2 separate regions of the Homo sapiens genome follow, and region 2 is linked to region 1. Evidence: read pairs that join two places in POLR2A ChIA-PET (ENCODE). Cell type or tissue: Panc1. All regions are shown on one strand. Links, peaks and the distances in the headings refer to the core of each region. The heading gives the core; the rest is flanking DNA.

Region 1 (7,407 bases), core at 1,266-6,265:
TCAACTGATCGTGGAGCACTCATCCAAAGGCACTAGAGCTTCTGTCGAAGAACAAGACTATATGTGGCACGTCTATGTCCGGAATGACAGTCTTGCAGGTGACAATGAATGCCCATCCCGGATGGCCTTTACCTTGCTGGAGAAAGTACTAGATGAATTCTCCAAGCAAGTCAACAGGATAGACTGGCCAGAAGGATCCCCTGCTACAATCCATTCTGCAGCCCTGGATGGTCACCTCAGTAGACACCAGAACCCACGAGACGCTGACCCTGTGACTAACGTGCAGGCCGAACCAGATGAAACCCAAATCGTTGTGCACAACACCATGGAGTGTTTGTTAGAGCGAGGTGAGAAGCGAGGTGGCTTGGTGTCCAAATCCGAGGGCTGGGAACACAGTCTAAAGCCTTCTATAAAACCGCCCGGAGGCTGGGCACGGTGGCTCATGCCTGTAGCACTTTGGAGGCCAAGGCGGGCGGATCACCTGAGGTCAGGAGTTCGCGCCCAGCCTGGGCAACATGGTGAAACCCTGTCTCTACTAAAATACAAAAAGTTAGCCAGGCATGGCAGCCTGCACCTGTAGTCCCAGCTACGCGGGAGGCTGAGGCAGGAGAATTGCTTGAACCTGGGAGGCGGAGGTTGCAGTAAGCCGAGATTGCATCACTGCACTCCAGCCTGGGCGACAGAGCAAGACTCCCTCTCAAAAAAAAAAAAAAATTCCCGGAAACAAAACTCGTGTTGTGCAATGGCCCAGCACTGGAACAGCACCATCATCTGCGTCAGAACTGCAGTCCCCAGAGAAGAAGAGAGAGCCCTGCACGAGGACCTGGAGTGGGGGCACACAGGCCATTTTTATTTTGAAGCTCTCAGGAGAAACAGGGATGGTGGAAGGGTGGGAAATGTTCAAATTAATATGTGTGGTAGTGATTCTTGGAAAGAATTTGAGGTCCCCAAAGGCGTATTTTTGGGCAAATGAAACCATAAACTCCAACTGGCTTCTGAAGAAAAAAAAAAAAAAAAAGAATATCAATGTGTTTCTAGAACAGCACCTGGCACATAGCAGATACCTCTTGTAGTTATTGAAGAAATGGACATATTCAGAATGAGAAGGTTCACTGTGTGTCTGAGGGGAGAGCTATTGTTTTCCGACCAACACGATATTTGTTGTGGTGCGGAGCGGCTGCACGTTTGGAAACACAGGGCTTTCATGTGACTTGTGTGAACTAATGGCTGCACACCAGTTCTACGGGAAATGGGAAAGCGTTAGTGGTCAGAGCCAGCTGCCTGGGGGGCTGGCCTGCTTCGCTGCTCATGAGCCTCGCACTTATGGGCCAGTTGTGACCACCCAAGGGGTTCACCTTGCCTGCTGCCTAGATTGAGCCAATTCACCAAGACAGGGGAACTGCAATAGACAAAGAGTAATTCATGCAAATCCGACTGTGTAGGAGACTGGAGTTTTATTATTACTCAAATCAGTCTCCCCGAGCATGCTGGGAGCAGAGTTTCTAAGGACAATTCGATGGGCAGGAGAAAGCCAGTGAGCCGGGGTGCTGATTGGTCAGGGGTGAAATCACAGGGAGTCAAAGCTGTCTCGTGCTGAGTCAGTTCCTGGGTGGGGGCCACAGGATCAGGTGAGCCAGTTTATTGATGGGGTGGTGCCAGCTGATCCATCAAGTGCAGGGTCTGCAAATATCTCAAGCACTGATCTTAGGAGCAGTTTAGGGAGGGTCAGAATCTTGTAGCCTCCAGCTGCACGACTCCTAAACTATAATTTCTAACCTTGTGGCTGATGTTAGTCCTACAAAGGCAATCTAGTCCCCAGGCAAGAAGGAGGTCAGCTTTGGGAAAGGGCTGTTATCGTCTTTGTTTTAAACTATAAACTATAAACTAAGTATTTCCCAAAGTTAGTTCAGTCTATGCCCAGGAATGAACAAGGACAGCTTGGAGGTGAGAAGCAAGATGGAGTCGGTTAAGTTAGATCTCTCTCACTGTCTTAGTCTTAATTTTGCAAAGGCAGTTTCACAGTTGCCTGGCCTCTGGATGCCTGTGTTCCCGCAGTGGTGTGGGCTTTAGTGACAGCACCTTCCTCTCAGGGCTTTCATGAGGAGTAAATAAATTAATAGGCATAAAGCACTTGGAAAAGAGCCTATTCTAACCACTAGGTATATAGAAGTGGTGATTATTAGAGCTGGTCTGGATCCCTTGCAGTTGCTGAAATTGTATGCAGCTCCTAGGTGAGAAAAGATGAGTGTTGGATTCTTTTAGCAATATGAAGCAGACAGGCTGTTTAGCGCCCTGAATAGTCATCCAAATGGCTTCACTTCTTGCTAGCCCCAAAGGGTCGGTAGGAAGGCAGTTCTGATATCCTGAAAAAATGTTTGCGGTCATACCCTTTCCTCAGAAAGCCAGCACTGCAGAGAGAACTCCAATGCACACACTGAGTCGTGAGTCCAGCACCGCCTGAATTAAAGCTAAATATGGCCAAGGATTCTCCAAAGAAATCCTCACTGAAGACAGAAATTTGGGTCCAATATTTCATCTTCATGAAGTAAAAAGTTTTTCCCGGGGCCGGGAGTGTTGTCTCACGCCTGTAATCCCAGCACTTTGGGAGGCTGAGGCAGGAGGATCACTTGAGCCCAAGAATTCAAGACCAGCCTGGCAACATGGTGAAACCCTGTCTCTATAAAAAATATCAAAAAAAAAAAAAAAAAAAAATTAACCAGGAGTGGTGGCACATGCCCGCAATTCCAGCTACTCAGGAGGCTGAGATGGGAGGATCACTTGAACCAAGGAGGTCATGGCTGCAGTGAGCCACGATAGCACCAGTGCACTCCAGCCTGGATGACAGAGCGAGACTGTCTCAAAAAGAGGAAAAAACAAATTAACTTCAAACACCTTCACCCAAGCATAAATCTGGAAACTAAATTATTTCTTTATTTAAACCAATTTTGACAGACCCATGTAATAATGATATAGATTGATATTTATTGGAAAGAAAAAGTCTTCACCACATGACAAATTTTTTTAAAGTAGTGAAAATGTGTGTATTACATGATACCAGTTTTTATACTGGTGCGGTGGCTCATGCCTGTAATCCCAGCACTTTGGGAGGCCAAAATGGGTAGATCACCTGAGGTCAGGAGTTCGAGACCAGCCTGGCCAATATGGTGAAACCGCATCTCTACAAAAAATATGAAAATCAGCAGGGCGTGGTGGTGGGCGCCTGTCGTCCCAGCTACTCCGGAGGCTGAGGCAGCAGAATTGGTTGAACCCAGAAGGCAGAGGGAGGTTGCAGTGAACCGAGATCGTGCCACTGCACTCCAACCTGGGCGACAGCAAGACTTCATCTCAAAAAAAAAAAAAGAAAGAAAAAGAAATGAAATTCTGTCTCTACACATACGTGTGCAAATGCACAAACATACGCACACAGATACACACACCCCTCAGGTTTGAATAGTGATTATATGTATATAGTTCTTGATTGATCTTAATGACTTATTGCCTCTGTGAGTTTTTAAATTTTTCTACAATGAATATGTAACACTTTTGAAGAAAGAACTGTTGGCCGGGTGCGGTGGCTCACGCCTGTAATCCCAACACTTTCGAGGCCAAGGCGGGTGGATCACCTGAGCTCAGGAGTTCAAGACCAGCCTGACCAACATGGAGAAACCCTGTCTGTACTAAAAATACAAAATTAGTTGGGTGTGGTAGCCGCATGCCTGTAATCCCAGCTACTCGGGAGGCCGAGGCAGGAGAATCGCTTGAACCTGGGAGGCGGAGGTTGCAGTGAGCCAAGATCGTGCCATTGCACTCCAGCCTAGGCAACAAGAGCGAAACTCCGTCTCAAAGAAAGAAAGAAAAAGAAAGAACTGTCAAAATACACACACACACACACACACACACACACACACACACACACACCCCTTCCTGAGGAAGAAAACTGAGCAGAAGGAATTAGTTTCTAGTAGACGAATTTCAAAGTAGAAATCCTTTCTTCATGGGGACGGGGGTGTGTCACTGACCCCTCCATCATGTTGCCCTTCCCCCCATTCCCCACTCAGAGGCTGGCTCAGAAGCCCCAGTGTCACCTTGGTGAGAAGTGGCTGCCCTGTCCCATCCTGGAGTCCTGGGGTCCTCCTCCTCTGAGCCATGTGAGAGTTGGCACGTTACATCATCACCTCTGTTTTTGGCAGCCAGCCCAGTGCTCAGATGGCTAAGAGGTGACACCCTATAACAAATAAACAGGAAAGAGAAAGAAGCAATTCACTTGGATGACATCTAACACAGACATGAAGAAAAAGGCCACGCCGTCCCTAAAGGACAAATGATAACACCAGGCAGAGCAGGCTCCACTGGGCATAGGATGCAAAGGTTGACCTGTCACAAGCAGCATCAAAGAAAGTTGCTCTGAGGGCACGAGCCAGCTTTAATTAATAGCTCACCACTGCATCTTGGAGATGGGTTTCCCACTCTGGTGGAATATTCCATTAGACTTGCTGACAATATTTCATGTCAAATAAGGTATAGATTGACCTGCAGGTCAAGACTGTGGTGGTGTGATCAAGAAAGGAAGCGCAGGCCGGGTGCGGTCGCTCATGCCTGTAATCCCAGCACTTTGGGAGGCCGAGGCAGGCAGATCACTTGAGGCCAGGAGTTCGAGACCAGCCTGGCCAACATGGTGAAACCCCATCTCTACTAAAACACCAAAATTAGCCAGGCTATAGTAGCACATGCCTGTTATCCCAGTTACTCAGGAGGCTGAGACATGAGAATTATTTGTACCCGGGAAGTGGAGGTTGCAGTGAGCTGAGATCATGCCACTACACTCCAACCTGGGCAACAGAGTGAGATACTGGAAAAAAAAAAAAAAAGGAAGGAAGGAGGGAGGGAGGGAGGGGAGAAAGGAAAGGAAAGGAAAGGAGAGTGCAGGGGTACACAGTTTAATGTGACAGTAACATCTTGGCATACTTGGTTGCTAAAACAGGTTGTTAAGCAGAAGGACACAGATGTAAGCTTTGAAGCTCAGAATTCAGGGAAAGTAGGGCCTTCCTGGGTCTGCAGAGAGCAAACCCAACCACGAAGAGGCAACGCCCTCGAATTCACTTCCAACAGACCTTTCCAGGGCCCTTCATTTGAGCAGCTGGAATATCATTCAGCAACCATCCTGTCAGCCTTTGGAAACAGGAGACTTGCATTTCATTTCAGACACTGAACACTGTGTTCCGGACCGCGTTTATTCTCCATATAAACAGCGTGTTTTGAGAATCATGCGTTTATTGTATAATACCGAGTCAGGTCACAGTAAACTCATTTCCGTCGTGAAAGGTTTCAAGTATTCAGAGGAGGTTAAGAAGAATAAAAAGCTTATAACAAAACAACCTCTGTTTCCAAAGTGCTAAATAATGAAAAATGTGGTGTGAAAACGTCACTAAATTCCATTTAAACATCCGAAGTTCAGTCAAGGGAAAAGCAAGTATTAAAGTCAGTGACAGAGTCATGAAAACTCAGCGGCTTCGATACTAGTGGGTAAGTCAGCAAGGTGTTTGTACAAGGAAACCAGGCACCTGGACAATTTCCTAAAACCGGCCCCAACTGGAGAAAGTGATATGGAACCTAAATACTTAGGATGTCTAATAGCTACAGCTATTTTGAGAAGAGGAGAAAATCTTTGCCTAGTAAAACCATGATTCTCAGGCATCCACATCTCCAGAACTCTCAGGCTTTCAAACTGGGTCCCAATCAGGAGATACTAAACACACACACATATACTGACATACGAAGATACCTGGGATATTTTTGCATCTCTTTTTTTTTTTTTTTTTTTTGGAGATGGAGTCTTGCGACTGTCACCCAGGCTGGAGTGCAGTGGCTCAATCTCAGCTCACTGCAACCTCTGGCTCGTGGGTTCAAGCAATTCTCCCGCCTCAGCCACTCGAGTAGCTGGGACTACAGGCGCACACCACCACACCTGGCTAATTTTTGTATTTTAGTAGAGATGGGGTTTCACCATGTTGGCCAGGCTGATCTTGAACTCCTGACTCGTGATCCACCCACCTCAGCCTCCCAAAGTGCTGTGACTACAGGTGTGAGACACCATGCCCGGCCTCCATCTCTTCATTTTCTAAATCAATTAAACATGGCTTGGCCCTCAGTCCCCGACCTGGCAGATAATCCAGTCTGAGCCATGTTTTGGGGATTGCACTCTCCACACCCCTTGGGCTCATGTAGGAACTCCTGGGCCTGTGCAGTCCACAGAAGTCCAACTGGAGGAAGGTCCTATGGATCTGGGGTTGCTGGCATAACTCATGTGGCCTCACAAAGGTGGGTGGCACCCCTTCTTCCTGGCTGAGCCTCACATGAAGATCTGAGCCAAGAAGTCCAGGCTTTCAGGTGGGGCTGGCAGCTCTCCAGGGGCAACTCAGGTGCCCACTGAAGACACTGCAGGCACACAGTGCACCGTCCCACCCCCCGCCCCAAGGAAATCCCCCAAAGGCCTAAACCTAAGCCATCCACCTTGACTCCAGGTTGCACCACTTCCCTCTTCCTGCCAGTGAGCAGCCTCCTTCCTTCCCACTGGCGGTCCTAATAACTTCCCTCCCTCAACAAGAGGGATAATGAGACTCTAGCCCAGATATTACAAACCAGATGCCTGAAGGCAAAATTCTGAGTTGTTTTGACCATACTCTATTTTTACTACTTGCCAACACTTTACAAAATCGAATTTTCATGTAAAAACCCAGCTTCCTGTCTTCAGGTGCACTGGCAAGACCAGGCCCACAGTCCCAGAAGCCGTAACTGGTTGGAGCCGACCGACAGCGTTCCATGGGACATGTGTTCTCTGCTTTGCCACAGTCTCCACTCCTCCCTTTCGTAGCACCGGGAACACTTTACAAATTTACATAACCTACCTGACCCCTGTGAGATGTGAACTTTGCAGTCTACCCTCAAGGTCTCAAAGGTTGGCTGCCTTTCTGGGATTAGGAAAGGATTCATTCTTTCAGATTTCCCAAAGAACAAGGGAAATCATGACGTGCCTGTAGCTTCTCCTGTTGTTACATCCACATGGAGCCCCCCAATGGGAAAGCAGGGAAAGCTGGATATGGGCCCCCAGCTTTCCCATCTCACATGGCCTGCAGCAGTGGTCCACCCACATGTTAAGGAAAAGATTATTCTCACCCTTGTTTTTGTGTTGTTTTTGTTTTTGGTTTTTTGGGGTTTTTTTGTTTGTTTGTTTGTTTTTTTGATGTAGAGTCTCCCTCTGTCGCCCAGGCTGGAGTGCAGTGGCGCAATCTCGGCTCACTGCAACCTCCACCTCCCAGGTTCAAGCAATTCTCCTGCCTCAACCTCCTTAGTAGCTGGGATTACAGGCGTGCACCACCACACTCAGCTAATTTTTGTATTTTTAGTAGA
Region 2 (7,407 bases), core at 755-5,754, 160 kb after region 1:
CAAGGAAGACTCCTATCTCAGCCTCCAGAGCAGCTAGGATTATAGGTGCCCGCCACCACACCCAGCTAATTTTTGTATTTTTAGTAGAGATGGGGTTTCATCATGTTGGCCAGGCTAGTTTTGAACTCCTGACCTCAGGTGATCCACCTGCCTCAGCCTCCCAAAGTGCTGGGATTACAGGCACGAGCCACTGCGTCCAGCCTGAGTTCTATCTTGACCGTCATTTTTCCCTATGTCACTGACGGGGAGTTTGCAATTCAATGTAATAATGGTATTTGCCTTACTTTTAGAGGGGCCAATGCACCTATACTGAATGAGAATGAAATGTGGACAGTCATGCGTTTTACTGTTGGTCCAAGAGGAGATGTTAAGCTTAGGAAATATTTACTGACCACACCACATTTTCATGCTTGATTTCAAAACTGGCTTCCTGATATCACAGAACTGAGAAGATTAGGGTTTCGAGTACTCCAGCATGTACACATCCCGTGAATTTTTGGAAATCAGGGTCTTTAATATGTGTTGTTAGATTTTCATAGGAAAGCTAAAATAAGACGTTTTAAGTGGCTTACGTTTTTTAGTGTTCGCTGCAGGTTCTGGGCCATGTTGTGATGTATACTAGATCACCAATAAATATTTGATTACATCGAATACCTACCCCTTAACAAATGAGTTCAAGGTGCCATCTGGCCGCACAGGTAAATTCTTGGCTCCTAGCACTACCAAACAAAGTTGACCATGAAGTGATGGCTGATCTGTCCCTGGAAGGAAAGCCAGTATTCACTGTCAAACCATGTCTCCTGATACGTTAGTATGCAGTACCACCACCCCAAAACCGAGAGCTCAGCTAGAGAATCTGCTACAGCCCTCAGACCCCGAGAGAGCAGATGGGAGTGGTGCAGTGGGCTCTGCTGGCCCTGCCCACAGGCTGTGGCGCTGCCCACACCGTGCCGCTCTGTGGTCAGGTGGAGGACAGGATGGAGGGATTACTAAGATCCTAGAAAAGAGTAAAGAGGAACGCAAGGAGAGGGAAGATGCCGAAGTTTGAGTCTAGTTGTAGCCAGAAGTTTGGGGGAAAGTGAGAGCCCCGAGACCCTGTCTAGGAGGTTGGGATGGCCATGGGGCACTTGCTGCTGGTCTGCTGGTGACCCCGTGAACTTGGGTAGCAGAATTTCCTCTTCTAGCCAAATAGGGAGTCAGCAAAATACACAACAGAAATGTGCATTCTGGGCCGGGCGTGGTGGCTCACGCCTGTAATCCCAGCACTTTGGGAGGCCAAGGTGGGCGGATCATGAGGTCAGGAGATCGAGACCATCCTGGCTAACATGGTGAAACCCTGTCTCTACTTAAAGAAAAAAAACAAAAAATTAGCCGGGCATGGTGGCAGGTGCCTGTAGTCCCAGGTACTCGGGAGGCTGAGGCAGGAGAATGGCATGAATCAGGGAGGCGAAGCTTGCAGTGAGCCAAGATCGGGCCACTGCACTCCAGCCTGGGTGACAGAGCAAAACTCTGTCTCAAAAAAAAAAAAAAAAAAAGAAATGTGCATTCTCCCAGTCCTCCTTCCCCGCCCTCCTCCTCCTCCACCCTCCTGCTTTCCACACGCCCCACGTTATTGAAGGAGTAAAATCTCCATAGGGTCCCTGAGGACCCTCCCTCCTGACCTACTTCTTTTGCTGGGCAGCAGCTACCCACATGCCTGGGGGCGGGGATTTATCTCGTCTGAGCCCTGCAGGTACCAGTGCTCTTGGCTCCACATTGTCATGGAGCCTCTGCTCTTCAGGAGGGGCCACGGTTTCCCCAGAGACCATCCAATCTGCCCCTGGGAGGAAGGCCTAGGGCAGTGTCCTTAGAGGAGCGTAGAGAGGGCATCAGAGGCCTTGTCTGCTTCTGGTCACCCGTTTCCCCCACTACGGGCTCCAGAGAACCTCTCCCGGGCTCGCTGCATGGCTCAGAAAGAAGAGCTGCTGGAGCTGGGCACGGGGACGTAGAAAGGAAATGCTAGAAAACTTTCACCCCACCTCAGTCTGCCTGCAGCACCAGGCTCTGCAGACAATGACACAGACAATGTCCAGGGAGCTGGAGGCCACTGACCTTCTTGAGCCTCTTGGAGTTTTCTGGGCCGTGAAGGGAGAACCAGCTTAGCCCGGACTGTGAGCTCTCCATTACTCTGAGGAACGCTGTCTTCGTATTTCTCCGCCTGGGGACAAGAGGCAGAGCTTAGGGACAGGATTCCCCAAGTCCCAAGAACCTTCTGGGTTCCTCTGGTTGTCTCAGCTTCGTCCACAGATGCTTCCCCCTGGCCCCTGCAAGGCCCTGGGTGGAGCAGGTGTGTCCGTGGCAGGACTGGTCTTCCTTCCATCTATGGTTTCACTCCCACCCTCCCCAACCCCAGCATGGGGAGGAACAGCTTGGCCACCCCAGCGAACCAGAGCCAGATGAGCCTGAGGAAGTGAAGGGACTCAAGGGCACTGCACACTCCCTAAGACATTTCTACGAAAACCCAGACACAGCCTGAGTTTGAAAAACAGAAATGAACTCAAGCCTCCACCCCATCCACCCCACCCAGGTCAGTAGAGATTCACGCTGCCCTTCCATGCCAAGGACTGGCACAGACACTGGGGACAGCATGGGGTGTAGTCTCTGTCCAGAGCCACAGGGGGTGGCCCCTCAGGGTGTGGTGAGTCTGAGGACACCTCCCTGCCCACCGAGGCACTTCTGTCATGAGTGGTTTTACCAGAAAGTGAGTGAAGAGAGGGCCGGGAAAGAGATGAGCCTGAAATCCACACCATCCTTCTCCCAGTGGGGTGGGAGGAGAGTATTGGGAAGAGTCTAGAGCAGGGTGTGTCCAGTCTTTTGGCTTCCCTGGGCCACACTGGAAGAATTGTCTTGGGCCACACATAAAATACACTAACAACAGCTGATGAGCTTAAAAAAAAAATCACAAAAAAACTCATGTTTTAAGAAAGTTTATGAATTTGTGTTGGGTTGCATTCAATGCCATCCTGAGGCCAAGCATGGTGACTCATGCCTGTAATCCCAGCACTTTGGGAGGCCAAGGTGGGATCACCTGAGGTCAGGAGTTCGAGACCAGCCTGGCCAACATGGTGAAACCCCATGTCTACCAAAAATACAAAAAAATTAGCCAGGTGTGGTGACGGGCGCCTATAATCCCAGCTACTAGGGAGGCTGAGGCAGAGAATCACTTGAACCCAGGGGACAGAGGTTGCAGTGAGCCAAGATCACGCCACTTCACTCCAGCCTGGACGACAGAGCAAAACTCCGTCTCAAAATAAACAACAACAACCAAAAAACAGAGCCGTCCCGGGCTGCAGGTTGGACAAGTTTGGTCTTGACACATCCGGTCCACCATGGCTCCTGCCAGCACTGAGAAGCAGCCCTCTCAGTTACCCTCAGAGGCCTCAGGACTCCTGGGAGCCCGCGTGGGCCAGCCCGTCTTCCTGGCCCTCGGGTGCCAAATGAGGTATGGCTGCCTCCAGCCTCAGCGGCCAGAAACCGAGGCGGAACAGAGCCCAGGGGCGGGTCTGTGGGCGGACTCCCCACCCTACTGGCTTTAGGAGGGATGCCTTGCAGCTCTGTGCCACCTGCAGCTCTGTGCCACCTGCAGCTCTGTGCCACCTGCTCCTCACCCACTTGCCAGAGCAGGCTCAGTCTGATGAGGCCTGGTGGCCGCCTGTCCTATGCCAAGCCCTGTGCTTGTTCCAGGCCTTGTCTTCGAGCTGATGACAGAGGTGTGGGAGAGGCAGGGTGCACGGGGGATTCAGCCTCGGACAGAAGGAGTTCAGGCTGGAAACTCAGGGCGTCCCGGAGGAGCCAATGCTGTTCTGAGAGATGACAGAGCGGGGGTGAGAGGAAGGCACGGAAGGCATGGAAGCCAGATGCTTCACCCACCCGCAACGTGGCTGGGGCAGGAGCAAAGGGACACTGAGGCTAAAGATCAGGCCGAGATGGCAGGCGTCCTGAGCTCCGGGTCCTGGAAGGGAGGCCACTTCTGGTAGGGGTAATCAGGAATGGCTTCCTGGAGGAGGTGGGTTTTGGGTCGTCTTGGGCTGACCTTGGATAGGGGATGCATTCCAGGTAGGCACTGGGAAGGGGAGGTCTAAGCCCGGACTCTAGCTTGGGGGAGTCAGCACAGGCAGTGGGAGAGTGGGCATTGCCTGGAGGAGCAGGGAGGGGGCAGGTGGCTCACCAGGAGGCCTCAGCTGAAACCTGAGAAGCTTCCAGGCAGAGATAATGCGAATCCCAGCTGCGCTGGCTCCGGAGAGGAAAAGAAGCCAGATGGCCCTTGTGCCTTATGTCCAGGTCGGAGCAGAAGGCTGGGCCTGCCGTGGGCCCTTGGCTGAGGGGAGTAGTCCATCCCGCTGGGTTTTTTTTTTTTTTTTGAGACAGAGTCTCGCTCTGTTGCCAGGCTGAAGTGCAGTGGTGCAATCTCGACTCATTGCAACCTCTGCCTCCCAGGTTCAAGTGATTCTTCTGCCTCAGCCTCCAGAGCAGCTGGGACTACAGGCGTGCACCACCACACCCAGCTAATTTTTGTATTTTTAGAGAGACGGGGTTTCACTGTGTTAGCCAGGATGGTCTCAATCTCCTGACCTTGTGATCTGCCCGCCTCGGCCTCCCAAAGTGCTGGGATTACAGTCAAGAGCCACCGTGTCCAGGCTCCCCACTGGGGTTTTTAAAGAGATGGCAGAAGCCCACGTTTTTCATCCCTCGTGGTCTCACATGAACTCTCTCCCAGTCCGGGATCTGGACACAGCAAAGTACAAAGCAGCGTCTCCGAGAAATGCTAACCTCTCTCCCAGGCCTCTCCTCCTACCTGCATAGCCTGGGGGACACGGATCCTAAATGGAGTCCATCAGCTCCTCTGACCCACCCCCAGCCCACGTGCTATCTATCTCCCGCCGTGCAATTCCAAACCAGGAGCTGGAGCCCCACATCCTAGCCAGGGCGGCCTCTGCCTTCCTCACAGCATCGGGTCCAGCCATTTGTCACCTATTACTGTTAGTTATTGTCACCTATTATTGAGAGTGCCTGGGGTTGAAAGGTTAGAAACAACACACTGTAGCCCCCTGGGGGACCGCATAGCTGCGGGCGGTGCCCCCAGGGAAAGGCATGGCCAGCTTCCAGCAGGTCAGCCACCAGCAAAGGGAGGCCTCCGCCAGGGGAAGCCACAGGACCTGATCCAGTCTGGTCTGTGTATGATGCTGAGGCGGGGGCTGTTCGGGTACCTGAACAGAGCTGAGCCAGTTAAAACAAACCCTCCGCCCACCCCACCCACAAGAAAGTAACTATTTCAAAGTCACAGCGCCAGGCCGGCGAACACACAGTCTTGGGTCCAAGTCTTGCCAGGTACGTTTTCTCTTCTGGGATCTCTCTGAAAAGTTATTTATCTATCACAGTGGGGATGGAGGGCACTCAGTCCAAAACCAGACATCACCTTGGCCCGGAGCGGATGCCAGCGGAAGGACTGTGTTGTGCTGTCTTCAAAGTCCCACGTGGCCAGAGGAATGATCACTTCTCCAAGAAACACTCTCCGGGCCAGCGTGCCCAGATGCCACACCGAGACCTGCAGCTGCCGGGTCACCAGCTGGGCAGGGGCCACCTGATACTGCAGAGGCAAGGAAGAGATGGTCAGCTGGGCTCCCGGGGCCCGCACTCCTAGGATCCCCATCTCTGGACCCCACCTTCCAGGGCCCCACTTCCCGGGGCCTGGCGCAGGCCTCCCTCCCACAGGCTGAGTCCAAGATGCGGATGCAGCCAGGGACCTGATGTGGTTAGGGTGGGTCAAGGTGCTTACAGCCAGGGTGGGGCGGGGGGGTCCTCTCTCTGCTCAAGAACCCCTCCCCCTACTCCCCAGGTGCCCAGTGCTCTGCCTGGGGACAGGCAAGGGTAGCCCTGGTAGCCTCCCACCCCCAATTCCTAGAACAAGACAAGGATGAAAGTCCTTGTCCAGCTCACGCCTACTAGAAATCAAGCCAAAGTCTATGCTCGCACAGGATTTGAACTTGCATCTAAACACTGCACCCAGCCAGGCTTGGCCAAAAATAATGATAACAGGCCCAAAAATACTAAAAAAAAAAAAAAAAAAAAAAAAAAAAATTTTTTTTTGAGACAGGATCTCGCTCTGTCACCAGGCTGGAGTGCAGTGGCACGATCTTGGCTCACTGCAACCTCTGCCTCCTGGGTTCAAGCGATTCTCCTGCCTTAGCCTCCTGAGTAGCTGGGACTATAGACGCCCAACACCACGCCCGGCTTGTTTTTTTGTATTTTTAGTAGAGACAGGGTTTCACCACGTTGGCCAGGTTGGTCTCGAACTCCTGACCTCAAATGACCCACCTGCCTCGGCCTCCCAAATTGCTGGGATTACAGGCGTGAGCCACTGCACCAGCCTGCATTTATTTATTTATTTTTTAAAGCAAAGCATGAACTCCCCCCTCCTCCATTCCCCGCAACACCACGTGTTTGCCCTGGAGGGACGGTGCCTGTGCTCAGGCATGCAGGGCCTGTGCTGGCTTGGCAGAGGCCAACACGATGTTCTTACTGTCCACACAGGGGGCTCCCAACACACCCAAGAGTGACGAGGGAACCCATTCCCCAGCCAAGCATGGGTTCTGCCCCATAGAGACTAGAGGCCGAAGGCCCCTCAGTGGCACCCAGCCCTTCCCAAGGTGTGGCTGACTCCACCTCAGCCTCTGAGGGCCTCACTTTAAGCTTATTAGTTGGATTTTCTCAATAATGAACAAACCCTACAAGTTATTGAACACTTATTTATTTCACACCAGGCTTTCTAGATGCATTGATCTTTTTAGCTTTCACACGCACCCTATGAGGTCAGTATAATTCAAACCATGTTGCAGGTGAAAAAAAAGCAGCTTGGAAATTCAGTGACCCTCCCTCCCTTGGTCTGGTAGCCGACACTGCAGGCCAGATTCACGTGCACTGACTGTGTCCAGGCCCGAGTCTCGCTGCTGACCTCTGTGGCCCATGCTGCCCCCACTCCGGCGCTTGTTTGGGGTTTGAATGGTGACTCCTCGTGACACGGCTGTTGCTGTGAGGCTGGACACTTGCACCCATTTGCAGCAGCTGTGCGGTTTGTTTGCTTTGGGGTTCATCTCCTCATGCCCACCTTTACCCATCTTTCCAATCGAGGAACGAGATGGAATAAAACAGGAACTGAGACACGGTAATTTCCCTCCTTCAGCCTCTGCAAACAGAGGGGAGGCGCAGCAGGGCCGTCCCCTGCTCTGTTGGGGGCTGCCTGTAGGCTCTGTCCACACTTCTGATGTCTGCGGGCCAGGCACAAATGGCTTGGCTGGCCAGGTTAGCTTCCTCAGTTCATTCCTCCTTTTCCTCCCCGCTGGGGTGGCTTGTGGCCATGGAGATGGGCAT

What was found. ChIA-PET counts read pairs that join two places held together with the same protein. Peaks named below come from ENCODE experiments on the same cell type or tissue, not always from the same donor. Only the 100,000 strongest peaks of a DNase experiment are listed, where the experiment ranks them.
Region 2: POLR2A ChIA-PET joins it to region 1 with 9 read pairs; 5 of 35 experiments call an interaction of 5 or more read pairs at or near these places.

The regions. Positions count from the first base shown.
Region 1 is chr6:158,914,610-158,922,016 of GRCh38, reverse strand. It overlaps the pseudogene YKT6P1. Among named protein-coding and RNA genes, the nearest start is that of LINC02901, 48 kb to the right of the region's middle. In Panc1, for the core only: no CTCF peak of the experiment used is centred there; a DNase peak (open chromatin) is centred at 4,176.
Region 2 is chr6:158,755,430-158,762,836 of GRCh38, reverse strand. It overlaps SYTL3 (synaptotagmin like 3), which reads right to left. Exons shown (of 18, transcript NM_001242394.2): 14 at 5,456-5,626; 15 at 2,092-2,197; 16 at 659-761. Among named protein-coding and RNA genes, the nearest start is that of MIR3918, 5.6 kb to the left of the region's middle. RefSeq lists enhancers at 3,119-3,794, 6,942-7,407. In Panc1, for the core only: no CTCF peak of the experiment used is centred there; no DNase peak of the experiment used is centred there.